Linked DNA regions of Homo sapiens: all the other regions are linked to region 3. Evidence: chromatin contacts called from ENCODE Hi-C or POLR2A ChIA-PET data. All regions are on one chromosome and are shown on one strand. The core of a region is the stretch at or near the end of the contact, and the rest is flanking DNA. Distances in the headings are between cores, read along the strand shown.

Region 1 (4,179 bases), core at 135-2,634, 550 kb after region 3:
TGTAATTATATGCAGGTCAAGCTCTTTAGAGCTCCCGGAAATCAGACAATATCTGCCTGCAGAGAGGCCAGTCCTGCTCCAGGGCCCCCAGCGTGGAGGGGACTTTCATCAGAAGATCTTTCCCTATCCAGGCAGGAATCTAAGTGACCGTCCGGTGTGAAACAACGAAGCCAGCAAAAAGCAATAGGAAGGAGAGCCGACCTCAGAGTTCAGAAGATAAGCGGGGGAACAAAATGAATACGTGAACTTGGGGAAAACGGGCTGAGCCTGAAGCCCTGGGCAAGGTTCTCTGGGGAAAAGGGGATGACATTGACCTTGGCCTTCATGCTCTCGGGAGGGACGCTGGCAAGAGTGATGGAGAGAGGCACCTTTGTACATAGGACATTCCAAGCCACCACTTGGTACTCTCCATGGATGGCAAATGTGTCAACTTTGAGAGAGGATAACAGACCATTAAGAGAAAGCAAAGGAGGCTGTTGCCAGAGGTGGAAATTGGTTCTTGCCAACTAACTGCCCTCCTTCAATTTCACTCGGTCAAGGCAGTGGGGATTTTTCAAATCATCCTCATGGCTGTGGTTCCAGCACCACCCTGGGAGGGATGGGGTTGCAGGGTAAAGACTATAAAGAAGAGGGCTGGGTGCAGTGGCTCATGCCTGTAATCCCAGCACTTTGGAAAGCTAAGGTAGGCAGATCACTTGAGGTCAGGAGTTCAAGACCAGCCTGGTCAACATGGTGAAACCCCATCTCTATTAAAAATACAAAAATTAGCTGTACGTGGTGGTGTGTGCTTGTAATACCAGCTACTCGGGAGGCTAAGGCAGGAGAATTGCTGGAACCCAAGAGGCAGAGGTTGCAGTGAGCCAAGATCGTGCCACTGCACTCCAGCCTGGGCAACAGAGCAAGACCCCATCCACCCCCTTCCCTCCCAAAAAAAAGGCTCATGCCTATAGTCCCAGCTATTCAGGAGGCTGAGACAGAAGGATTGCTTGAGGCCACCAGTTCAAGGCTGCAGTGAGTTATGATTGCACCACTGCATTACAGCTGAGGCAACAGAGCGAGACTTGACTCAAAAGAAAAAAAAATTGATGGAATTTTGGCCGTATGCAGTGGCTCACGCCTGTAATCCCAATACTTTGGGAGGCTGAGGCAGGCGGATCACCTGAGGTCAGGAGTTTGAGACCAGCTGGACAACAGAGCATGACCCCATCTCAAAAAAAAAAACCCAAAAAACAAAACAACAACAACAACCAAAAAAAACCACAGAAGAGGCTTGACTGACAGCCAAGGAGAAAACTTAACGACACACACACACACAAAACCCCGAACTGGTAGCAAACAGGATGGACTGGTGGCTGCATGCCAAAGTCCTTTGGGTTCACATTTGACTTCAGCTTAGAGGGACAGTAGCCAGCGTTTCCCTTTGTCGGAACTAGGCAGATTATGGGAAGAGGCTCTGGCACTCTTAAAATTCCCCTGCCCTCACAGACCTAAAATTAACATCACTGTTTATAGTGCTGGCTGTGGATGTAGAATATCATATTACAGTAGTAAATGATACGATAAAGATATAGTAATCCAATATTGGAAATCTGAACTGACTATGACTACCAATTGCTTATGCATTTAACAGGTCATAATTATTAGCACTTACATCACTGTCCTTTGTGTTCAAGGATGACACCAACGGATACTGTCTCTACATGTGGCCAAGATCACGAAAGCATGAGAACTGTGTAATCTTTCTCTTTAAACAGCATTTTGAGATATAATTCATATACCATGCAATGCATGCTATTCAAGGGCTTTTGGAGTATTCACAGAGCTGTGCAACCATCACCACAATCTAATTTTAGAGCAGCTTTTTCTCCTCTAAAAGAACCCCCCCTCCCAAAAAAAAAAAAACCCCAAAAACCCCATACCAATAGCAGTTAGTCCCAAGTTCCCCTTTCTTCCACCCCCTGGTAACCATTTTCTGCCTCTGTGCCTTTGCCTAGTCTGTGTATTTCATATAAATAGTCATGCAATATGTGGTCTTTGGCAATGGCTTCTTTCGCTTAGCGTAATGTTTTCAGGGCTCATCCACGCTGTAGCATGAATCAGTACCATATACTTTATTCATTTTCTTTATTTTTTTCTCTTTTTGACTTTTATTTTAGAATCAGGGGTACACGTGCAGGTTTGTTACAAAGGTATATGACGTGATACTGAGGTTGGAAGTATGAATGGATCCCTCACCCCCAGTAGTGAGCATAGTATCCAATAGGTAGGTTGTTTTCAACCTTACTCCCTTCCCATCCTCCCTCCTCTTGTATTCCCCAGTGTCTGTCATTCCCGTTTTTATGACTATGTGTACCCAAAGCTTAGCTCCCCCTTACAAGTGAGAACATGCAGTATTTGATTTTCTGTTTCTGTGTTAGTTTGCTTAGAAGAATGGTTTCTAGCTGCATCCATGTTGCTGTAAAAGACATGATTTTTTTCCTTTTATGGCTGTGTAGTGTTCCATGGTGCCTATGTACCACATTTTCTTTATCCAGCCCACCATTGATGGGCACCTGGGTTGATTCCATGTCTTTGCTATTGCTACTTTTTTTATTGCCAACTATTATTCCATTGTATGGATATGCCATGTTTTGTTTATCCATTCACTGGCTTGACTTTTCTTTTTCTTTCTTTCTTTCTTTCCTTTTTCTTTCCATACATATAAGACGTACATATTTTGAGGGTACCTGTGATAATTTGATACAACCATATAATCAAATCAGGGTAATTGGGATGTCCATCACCTTAAATAATTATCTCTTTTTATTATTATTATTTTTAAGACAGAGTCTTACTCTGTTGCCCAGGCTGGAGTGCAGTGGCACAATCTCGGTTCACTGCAACCTCCACCTCCCGGATTCAAGCAATTCTCGTGCCTCAGCCTTCTAAGTAGCTGGGATTACAGGTGCCCACCATCAGGCCTGACTCATTTTTGTATTTTTAGTAGAGATGGGGGTTTCACCATGTTGGCCAGGCTGGTCTCAAACTCCTGAGCTTAAGTGATCTGCCCACCTCGGCCTCCCAAAGTGCTGGGATTACAGGCATGAGCCACTGCACCCAGTCTATTTATCTTTTCTTTATACTAGGAACCTTTGAATTATTCTCTTCTAGCTATTTTGAAATGTGCAATTGATTTATTTGACTATAGTCACCCTACTACTATATTGAACGCCAGATCTTATTTCTTCTAAGTATATCTTTGTACTCATTAATCAACCTCTCTTCGTTCCCCTTCTTCTTACTTTAACTTTCTAAAGAAATGCCAGATTGTTTGCCAAAGGGGATACACTATTTTATGTGCTCACCAGCAATGTTGAAGGGTTCAGTTTCTCCACATCCTTGCCAACACTTGTTCTAGTCTATCTTTTTTATTACAGCCATCCCAGTGTGTGTGAAGTGGTCTCATTGTGGATTTCATTTGCATTTCCCTAATGGTGAATGATGAACATATCTTCATGTGCTTATTGCCTTTTGTAGATCTTCTTTGGAGATATGTCTATTCAAATCTTTTGCTAATTTTGTAATTGGGTTGTCTTTCAATTATTGAGTTGTAAATGTTCTTTATTTATTCTGGATACAATTCCTGGATCAGATATATGACTCATGATTTTCTTTTTCTTTTCTTTTCTTTTTTTTTTCTGAGACAGGGTCTCACTCTGTCACCCAGGCTGGAAGTGCAGTGGCACAGTCTTGGCTCGGCTCACTGCAGCCTCAACCTCCTGGGCTCAAGTGGTCCTCCCACCTCTGCCCCTCAAGGAGCTGGGACTACAGGTGTGTGCCACCACACCCAGCTAATTTTTTTTGTATTTTTTGTAGGGATGAGGTTTCACTATGTTGCCCAGGCTGGTCTTGAACTCCTGAGCTCAGGCAATCCACCCACCTTGGCCTCCCAAAGTGCTGGGATTACAGGCATGAGGCACCACACCCGGCTGATTCACAAACACTTTCTTCCATTCTGTGAGTTATCTTTCACTTTCTTGATGGTGTCATTTGCAACACAAAGGTTTCTTATTTTTAAGTCATCCAATTTATGTTTTATTATCTGACTTGTGTTTTTGGTGTTGTATCTAAGAATTCATTGCCTAATTCAAGGTCATGAAGATTTACTCCTGTGTTGTTTTTTGTTACTTTATTTTTTTA
Region 2 (4,486 bases), core at 597-3,096, 800 kb after region 3:
ATCTTTACTCTTTTCACAAACCCACTGTGGTTTCAAAAACCACACCCACTGTGGTACCCCTCTGGGACCTGAAGCTTCTCCTCTTCCTGTCTTCTCTCCTCGCCATGTCCTAAAGCTCAGATCCCAGTTTAGACTAAAAGGGGGCTCAAAGCAGAGGCCCAGCCCATTTTGCTTCACACCACCCTCCTTCACCACCACACCCAGCCTCCTGGGATTTCCCCCAGCACTTGCATTTCTTTAGATTGGCATCTTCTACCTTCTTTCCTTGCCAGAGTCCCCAGGAGAGTGAGAATATGTCTTGAAGCTGGAAAGCCTATTCTCGTAAAAAAAGGATAAATCAAATTCCATGGACATTTATTGTGCATCTACTGTGTGCAATGCACTGAGCTGGTTAGATTCTATAGTATTATAGTTCACTTATATCACCCGCACATGTGATCAACAAACATTTATTGAATACCTTTTGCTCTTCCTCATAGCTAGGCATGGGGATTAGGTTAAATGTTAAGAGACGAATTGTTTTTTTGTGGACTGCTTGGGAGCTTAGCCGCTCTTTGTAGCATTGTTTGTTTGGAGAAATGTTTTCCAGCTTCTATATGGCTGGCTTACTAATGAACTTTGGAGTACCTTAGGGGACGATCTATATTGCCTGTTGTAGTCTCCTGTATTTCATTTTACGTGACAATGACTTACCTCTATAAAAGATTTTAGCTCTTTGAGTGTAGACCATTTCTTATATACTTGCTAACAGCACCTCCCTCCCCCTAGCACCTGGTGTGGCCCTGAATTTAGATAGTATTTTGAACATAAGTTACCTTACTTTAAAAATGTGTTGCTTTTCTGTGTCTGTGAAAATATCATGTGCTCACTGTAGAAATATTTAGGAAATTCAGAAGAATAGAAGAAAATAAAAGTCTTTAGTAATATAATTGCTTAGAGGCTACCATTGTTAACATTTTGGTGTATTTCTGACTTTTTTTTTTTTTTTTTTTTTTTTAGACAGGCTCTCTCTCGCTTTTGCCTAGGCTGGAGTGCAGTGGTGTGATCATGGCTCTGTAGCCTTGACCTCCCATACTCAAGCTATCCTCCCACCTCAGCCTCCTAAGTAGCTGGAACTACAGGTGCATGCCACCACACCTGGCTCATTTATTTTTATTTTGTCTAGAGACAGTGTCTCACTATGTTACCTGGGCTGGTCTTGAACTCCTGGCCCCTAATGATCTGTCTATCTCAATCACCCAAAGTGTTGGGATTACAGATATGAGCCACTGTGCCTGGCCTATTTCTGACTTTTTTTCTTTTTGTATATAAGAATATATATTTCGAGACAAATTGTGGATTATAAATGGATGCTTATTTATCTCGACTGCCTTTCAGACCTTTTTCCCCCAGCCAACCAGTTTTTTTCTTCTCAAAGAAGACACAGGTGAAACTGAAACTCATCTATTTCTTCTGATTGAGATTGTGTGGGTCTACTCCACTCAGCTTTTGCAGTACATGGAAAGTTGAGATAAACGCCTAAAGAAACTAGTTTCAGTCATAGATTTAGTAAAAATGTTATTGCAAATCTCTTCTTTGAACTCAAGGTGCTTTTCTCAGTTTCTTAAACCACCACCCAGAGAGATCTTTCATGTCCTCTTTGCCCTGGAGATGTACATTGGGAACAAAAACCTTAAGTCAGTTTCTTCACTTTTTACTGCTTTGGCTCTTAGTAATTATCTGTTCTTCTATTAAACAAGAGAAGACAGATTAAATTTCTAACAGTAAGGCACAAAACCAATCCATTTACAGAATTAGTCTTACATTAGCACATAGGAATACAAATCAGCCTCCCTGGGGATGGATCTCTTTGCAATTTCTCTCAGTGTTTTTGGAGTAAGTCCAGTAGACTTTGGGAAAATCTAGTATTCACTGACTTTAAATTAAATAAGTAATATGACCCCTTTGAGTGTGTGTGTGTGTGTTTTTTTTCCCTTGACTAGGAAAAAGGGGATGGATAGATTTTTATATCTGCCTATGATGTATGGTTGTGTTCTCAACTTTTAGTGTGCATGAGGATCGCCTGAGAAAGAGGTGCTTGAGGCCGGGTGCAGTGGCTCATGCCTGTAATCCCAGCACTCTGAGAGGCCAAGGCAGGTGGAGGCCGAGAGTTCGAGACTAGCCTGGCCAACATGACAAAACCCTGTCTCTACTAAAAAATACAAAAATTAGCTAGATGTGGTGATGTGTGCCTGTAATCTCAGCTACTTGGGAGGCTGAGGCATGAGAATCGCTTGAACCTGGGAGGCAGAGGTTTCATTGAGCCAGGATCGTGCCACTGCACTCCAGACTGGGCGACAGAGCGAGACTCTGTCTCAAAAGAAAAGGAGGTGCTTGAGCCCTAACCCTGGAAATTCAGGGCAGTAGGTCTTGGTAGGGCCCTTGGCATTTTTTTTTTTAAATTCCACAGGTGATTTTAATGTGTAATACAGGACGAAAGTCCCCAATAGTGGTAGAGAATCGATATCTGAGACATTGTCAAAGAATTAAAAGCAAGGTTGTATGTTATCAAACAGATACTTTTCCTTAACATTGAAGGAATACTAATATTTTGAATTTATTGGTTTCCTATAGAATAAATTTGGCCAGTCTCACATTGCTGAGAGCTATTCAACTACTGCAAAATTATTTTCTTTTTTTTTTTGTTTTGAGACAGAGTCTCGCTCGCTCTGTCACCCAGGCTGGAGTGCAGTGGCGCGATCTCGGCTCACTGTAAGCTCTGCCTGCCGGGTTCACGCCATTCTCCTGGCTCAGCCTCTCGAGTAGCTGGGACTACAGGCGCCTGCCACCACACCCGGCTAATTTTTTGTATTTTTAATTAATTAATTAATTTATTTATTTATTTATTTTGAGACGGAGTCTTGCTCTGTCGCCCGGGCTGGAGTGCAGTGGCGCGATCTCGGCTCACTGCAAGCTCCGCCTCCCAAGTTCACGCCGTTCTTCTACTTAAGCCTCCTGAGTAACTGGGACTACAGGCGCCTGCCACCAGGCCCGGCTAATTTTTTTATTAGAGACGGGGTTTCACCATGTTAGCCAGGATGATCTCCATCTCCTGACCTCGTGATCCGCCTGCCTCGGCCTCCCAAAGTGCTGGGATTACAGGCGTGAGCCACTGCACCCGGCCCAAAATTACTTTCTCTAAATATTGTAGCCATGTTGATATTTTTATAGTTTGACCAGATTTCTCTATTTTAATATTTCTAATGTCTTTAATTCCTTTTCCTTCTTCTTGGAATATCTTTGTTTCTGAAATGACAGGTTGTCCATTTTCATGTTTTTAAGTCAGTGTTGTCCATTTTCATGTTTTTAAGTCAGTGTAGAGTTGGGTTAACGTGGCCCATAACTTTTTGGATGGCTATGTGCTTCGCAGTAGTCTAGGTGGAACACTGATAGCATCTTTATTTATTTATTTTTAATGGACACATTATAATTGTACATATTTATGGGGCACGGTGTCATATATGTATACAATGTATATTGACCAAATCAGGGTAATTAATGTATCCATCACCTAAAACGTTTATTATTTGTGTTGTAAACATTCAAAATCTGTTCTTCTAGCTATTTGAAAATATACAATAAATTGTTGTGAATTATAGTCAACCTGTAGTGCCACAGAGAACCAGAACTCATTCCTCCTGTCTAGCTGCACTTTTATATCCATTAACCAACCTCTGTCTGATAGTGTGTTTTAGATAACAAGGTATTTCTCTGCACACTAGTAGCAAGTAGTGTTTTTAACCTACATTTATGAACTGTGGGAAGTACCCAATCAGAGTGCCTAAGACATTCTGCTGCCCGACAGTAGTAGGATTTATGTGGTTACTAGACCACAGCTTTTGTCCAGGATGTGGCTTCATATCCTTGTCAGATCATGCACACTAATAAAAGAGGTGTGTTTTCAACCACAGGGCCAAATATGCTCACAACTCTGCCTCTTGTAAGGTGTTTCTCAAATGATATTTCCAATAATAACAAACTGAAGTTGATGAATTAGTTACTAAACCTTGAATTTACTCTGGTTTGTCTGGTGGAGTGATGTCACTCATTTACCTGCATTCTAGTATCCTCCTCAAGTAGGGGAGAGGAAGTAGCTTACCTAGACTAATGTCTCTGGAGGTGTGCTTAAGAAACCTTGGGAATATATTGAACACAGGACTATCGTGGGTCATGTCTATCACTTTGGTTAAAAAAAAAAAAGATTGAACTTTTCAAAAAATAGATTCTGAAATGGAGATTTGCATGTAGGTGGTTTAGTGGGTTTTCCTTTCAGAGAGGTCCTGAACTGAGCAAGGGGGCCAGGCCTTTGTACCCAGCCATGGACTAGTCATTGGATACAGGCTGCCTTAGTGGGGTGGGAGGGGATGCAACCTGGGTGAGTCAGCTTGTTTGGCCAAAGGCATTGCCTAGGAAGGGACTCAGCTGTGAGTCAACAGCAGGCAGCATT
Region 3 (4,094 bases), core at 705-3,204:
ACACTTCTTACTCCCACCTACTGCTTTTTTACCTCAGGCATCAAAACTAATGAAACCTATTATCCAGAACATTGAGTTCAGCAACGGCATTGGCCACTGCAAATATTGGAGGTGGGGGAAGGGCACTTTCAGGGATGGCACTTCTTATTCAGCCGTTAAAATTGTTGAAAATCAAATTTCACTCGAAACTCCAGAAACACAAGTAAAGGAAGGCACAGGAAACAAGTACATTGTTTCCCAGTTAGATTTCAGTAACTAACGGCTAAAGATAGCATAGCTCTGAATCCAAGGTTTATCATTTGCCCACTGCCTTTGTTTTCAATTTCTACCTCAAACATATAAAACGCATCGTAGTGTTTAAAAAAAAAAATCTTCTGAATTATTAAATCTACTTCCAAAAACTACACTAATCAGATATTACAACAAGGAAACATGTATCCACTTAATCTAACTGCAGCAAATGAAGGATACCAAGATAAATAAACGATTTTGAAGTATCTGCTTTCTTAAAAACTGACTTACCAAAGAAACTCAGTAACAAAGGAGCACAATGCTACATTAATTATGAAATATAGCACTTCACACATAAAAAAATCCAATGACTTACAACACTACACCACCACTGACTGATCAATTTATGCTGCCATCAGTTGCCTGGTAGAATCTATATTTGAAGTCATTAATAACTAAATGGACTTATTACTTATATCAACTTCAACCTATTTAGAGCTCTGATTTCTTGAATTGCTCATGAGTGTAAAATATTCAGTATCACTTAACAAATCTATGTTGGAAATGGATTGTAACCTTCCCGATGTCAATTCATCAAACAAATAAGAATCATGGATAGAAGATACATACTAAAACGTTCCATTTATTTCAAACTATTTGCAACCTTAAGTGATTACAAATATTGATAATATTTGGCAGACAGAAGCACAATTGCGATTCAAAATTTTAACAGTGTACTATCTTCCTAAGGAATCAGCATGGGTTCTCTGCCAGTTGCAGGATAACCAGAATTTTAATGACAGTTTCTACACAGCATTGTAGCAGTTGAGACACGACCCAAGTTAGCATTTCAATGGATCACAAGACTCCCTGTAAAGCCAGCAAACTTTAAATTGAAGGAAACCATAAAACTAAATTTCGAGATAAACTGTACAAGGCCTTCAAAAGACAACTGCTACAGAAAACAGGCTGCAATGTTACTTTAATAGCTGCACACTGAAAAAGAAATCTTGCACAATGGCTGTTATTGACTTCTCAAAACCAAATTTGTCCCCATTTGCTACTTCTTCCAAATATTTTTTAAAATGATTACCATTTTTAACCTTTAAAATGATTAACATGCTCTTAATATGCTCTAGAATGCATAAACAAGGGTCCAGAAGGATTAAAATTAACAGTTATCTCTGCTAGAATAATGATTGTTTTCTCCTTTACCTCTTTGAGTATTTTCCAGATTTCATGACAGGCATTACTTTTATAAGCTTACATCATATTTGAAATAAATTTTTAAAATAAGGATCCTATATTAAACAAGGCTGTATGTTCAGAAATTACAAGGAAAACCAATATTTTTAAAACAGGAATCATCACAAGATAAATTTTGAGACGGAAAAGCAGACATGTGATTCAGTTAGAACATATACATTTAAATTCATCATTGCTACAAATAAACATTTTATAAACTTCCTCTAGGACAATGATTTTAATAAAGATGAGTCAACTACTGATTTCAACATTAGCACAATTGAGAAGTAAAAATTTAAAATATTTCCTTCCACTCTTCAGACACAAACTAATTTGAATAAAAAACACACGCACATGCACACACACGTGCACACAGAAGCTTGCTACTAAAATTCTGACAGGGCAAGTCCCCAAATTGCCTTTTACACTAAAGCTCAAACAGTTGTCTGTCACTGCTATTACTATGAGTAATCCTTGCAGCTGTAACTGTTTGAAATGCAGCTGTCTCGTTGGCATTCTCTCCCCACCCCCAGCCATGCAGCATTTCTGTTCTTGCTACAATAATCTTAAAGAGCATTTTACAGGAGGCTTAGCCCTGGCTGAGGGCACTCTACGGCGTGACCGAGAGAACATGGAAACACGATTCATTAGACACGCCTGGAGTGATAACAATGGTGCTGCTTCTTACTGCCTTTCATTTCGTACATCAGGCTGAGACTAATGCATTCTCGTTACACAACAAGCACATTTATAGACAGGGGAAAACTGTAATCACCTTTGATTAAGAGACAGCATATTTTTCCTATATGAGCTGCCAGCCATACTGACATAGTAATTATTTTTTAACTGACAGGTTAAAATAGCAAATGTAGCAAAAATAACATCTGCAGAGAGAGAGAGAAAGACGAGAGAGAGAGAGAGAGAGAGAGAGAGACAGAGACAGAGAGAGACAGAGAGAGACAGAGAGAGACAGAGACTGACTGACTACTGTGAAGACTTGGTGCACAAAGGTTTCTTTAGACCAAACTCAGTGCCATCTCCTTGAGACCTGATGGGTACCTTGGCTTTTATTTCAGCTTGACAGTCTATGGCAAATATTGCAGAAAGACTCTTACAGAAATTCATTCTATAAATCCAATTTTTTGGAGGCAGAAATTACAAAATTATTTTTGTCACTGAAACAGTAATGACTATTGGTCTACCTTCTTTCCACTTCTTTCACTATAGGACTAGAAAATTCAACAGTAGTATCCTTTTTTCCATTATCTTACAACAAAATAATTTGTTCTCTTCACTTTGTTATCTACTTTTACTAGATAATAATTTGTTTTCCTTAATATAAAATGCTACTCCAAGACAGAAAAAAAACTGCTTTCTACTATACCACAGTTTATAAAATGTAACTTTGGTTAAAAACAAGAATGTAGAATAATTAGATCAGTCTATCATTTCACTTAACGCCCATCAATCCCTGCACCTGGTGAAGGTTTTAACTGTAAATATAAAGGCCCTAATTTAAATTAGAAAAAAGTCATAAGCCACATTATACTGACAACATATAAAGTCAGTTTTCTTAAGGAATTTTAAAAAGTGAACCACCTTTCCATACACACAAATGCAATCTTCTGTTGGTTTACACATGTGTGTTGCTGGGTTGTAGTTTATAGAGAATTTGGTAGTTGACAGGAAAAAAATATTTGTCATAAATTGAAAGATCATAGTTAAACCAAAATATTGGAAAATACTTTTTCAAAGTTAGCAGTCTGTACAATTAAGCAATTAAAAAGTCTCTTTTTTAAGCTTTCTACAACACTATTGATTTTTACACTAAGAATGTGCTACAAAATAAAACAATTTGCACATGTGAAAATTTGTTAAGACAGAAAAGAAAACTAACCAATAATAAAAAAAAGTTAAGTCTGGTTCACAAAACTTTGAAACCTGTAATAGCTTTTCAAAAAATAATTATGTAGCCAGGCAATGTGGCAGGAGCCCATAATCCCAGCTATTCAGGCTGCTGAGGTGGGAGGACACATGAGCCCGGAAATTCAAGGCCAGCCTGGGCACTACAGTGTGATCCCATCTCAATCAATCAATCAATCAATGCAAACGGTTATGTACATACAACAAACAAATTTTTGTAAAACAGCAAAATGCTTTAATAATTTTAAATAGTAGGATTTTAGAGTTTTCTGACCTGTGCTACCACAGCAGGTTAGAAACTAGAAAATGTGTAGCCTAACTCTGATATGTCTATAAATGGACCACTGAACACTAATGTGCACTTAAACACAGTGTATTTTGAAGAGAAGTTTTTATGTGTCCCACACAATTTTAGAATTACACAAGCTTAAAATTTTCATCATCTGAAATCAAACAATGAGTCTTATTACAGAAGATAACATCTATACAATTTCTACTGTCGGTGCCCAATCCATGTCTCTCTTATTTTGGTTTTCTGTACTGTGTGAAGTCATGACTCCCCCAAAACTAATCAAATTACTTCTGCATACTTTCCCTGTTTGTCTTCTTTTTGGAAAAGACAAAGTTAATCATCAGTATAAAACATGTCACCACACATTAAAAATTTTTATTTTAAAAACATTTCAGTTTAAATG

Evidence for each region. Hi-C counts contacts between places; a loop is a spot of excess contacts on that map. ChIA-PET counts read pairs that join two places held with the same protein, here RNA polymerase II (POLR2A). Pooled maps may share reads with other maps.
Region 1: a loop to region 3 is called in a pooled map, with 2.8 times the contacts of the local background. The contact joins two enhancer-like sites. A Hi-C loop is called at or near these places in 1 of 37 single-sample maps with no recorded cell type and 7 of 50 pooled maps. POLR2A ChIA-PET finds 5 or more read pairs at or near these places in 1 of 52 experiments (WTC11).
Region 2: a pooled map shows a loop between it and region 3 (9-fold over the local background). The contact joins two enhancer-like sites. A Hi-C loop is called at or near these places in 4 of 50 pooled maps. POLR2A ChIA-PET finds 5 or more read pairs at or near these places in 2 of 52 experiments (GM12878 and Panc1).

Annotation. Positions count from the first base shown.
Region 1 is chr12:116,675,590-116,679,768 of GRCh38, forward strand. All of the region lies in intron 1 of LINC03088 (long intergenic non-protein coding RNA 3088), which reads left to right. Among named protein-coding and RNA genes, the nearest start is that of LINC03088, 16 kb to the left of the region's middle. Within about 2 kb of position 1,385, at least 6 of the 41 ENCODE cell types and tissues checked have a DNase peak (open chromatin) inside an H3K27ac peak, as active enhancers do.
Region 2 is chr12:116,920,850-116,925,335 of GRCh38, forward strand. The region is part of intron 1 of FBXW8 (F-box and WD repeat domain containing 8); the gene reads left to right. Among named protein-coding and RNA genes, the nearest start is that of FBXW8, 12 kb to the left of the region's middle. Within about 2 kb of position 1,847, at least 2 of the 41 ENCODE cell types and tissues checked have a DNase peak (open chromatin) inside an H3K27ac peak, as active enhancers do.
Region 3 is chr12:116,121,742-116,125,835 of GRCh38, forward strand. The region is part of intron 2 of MED13L (mediator complex subunit 13L); the gene reads right to left. Among named protein-coding and RNA genes, the nearest start is that of MIR620, 25 kb to the right of the region's middle. Within about 2 kb of position 1,955, at least 11 of the 41 ENCODE cell types and tissues checked have a DNase peak (open chromatin) inside an H3K27ac peak, as active enhancers do.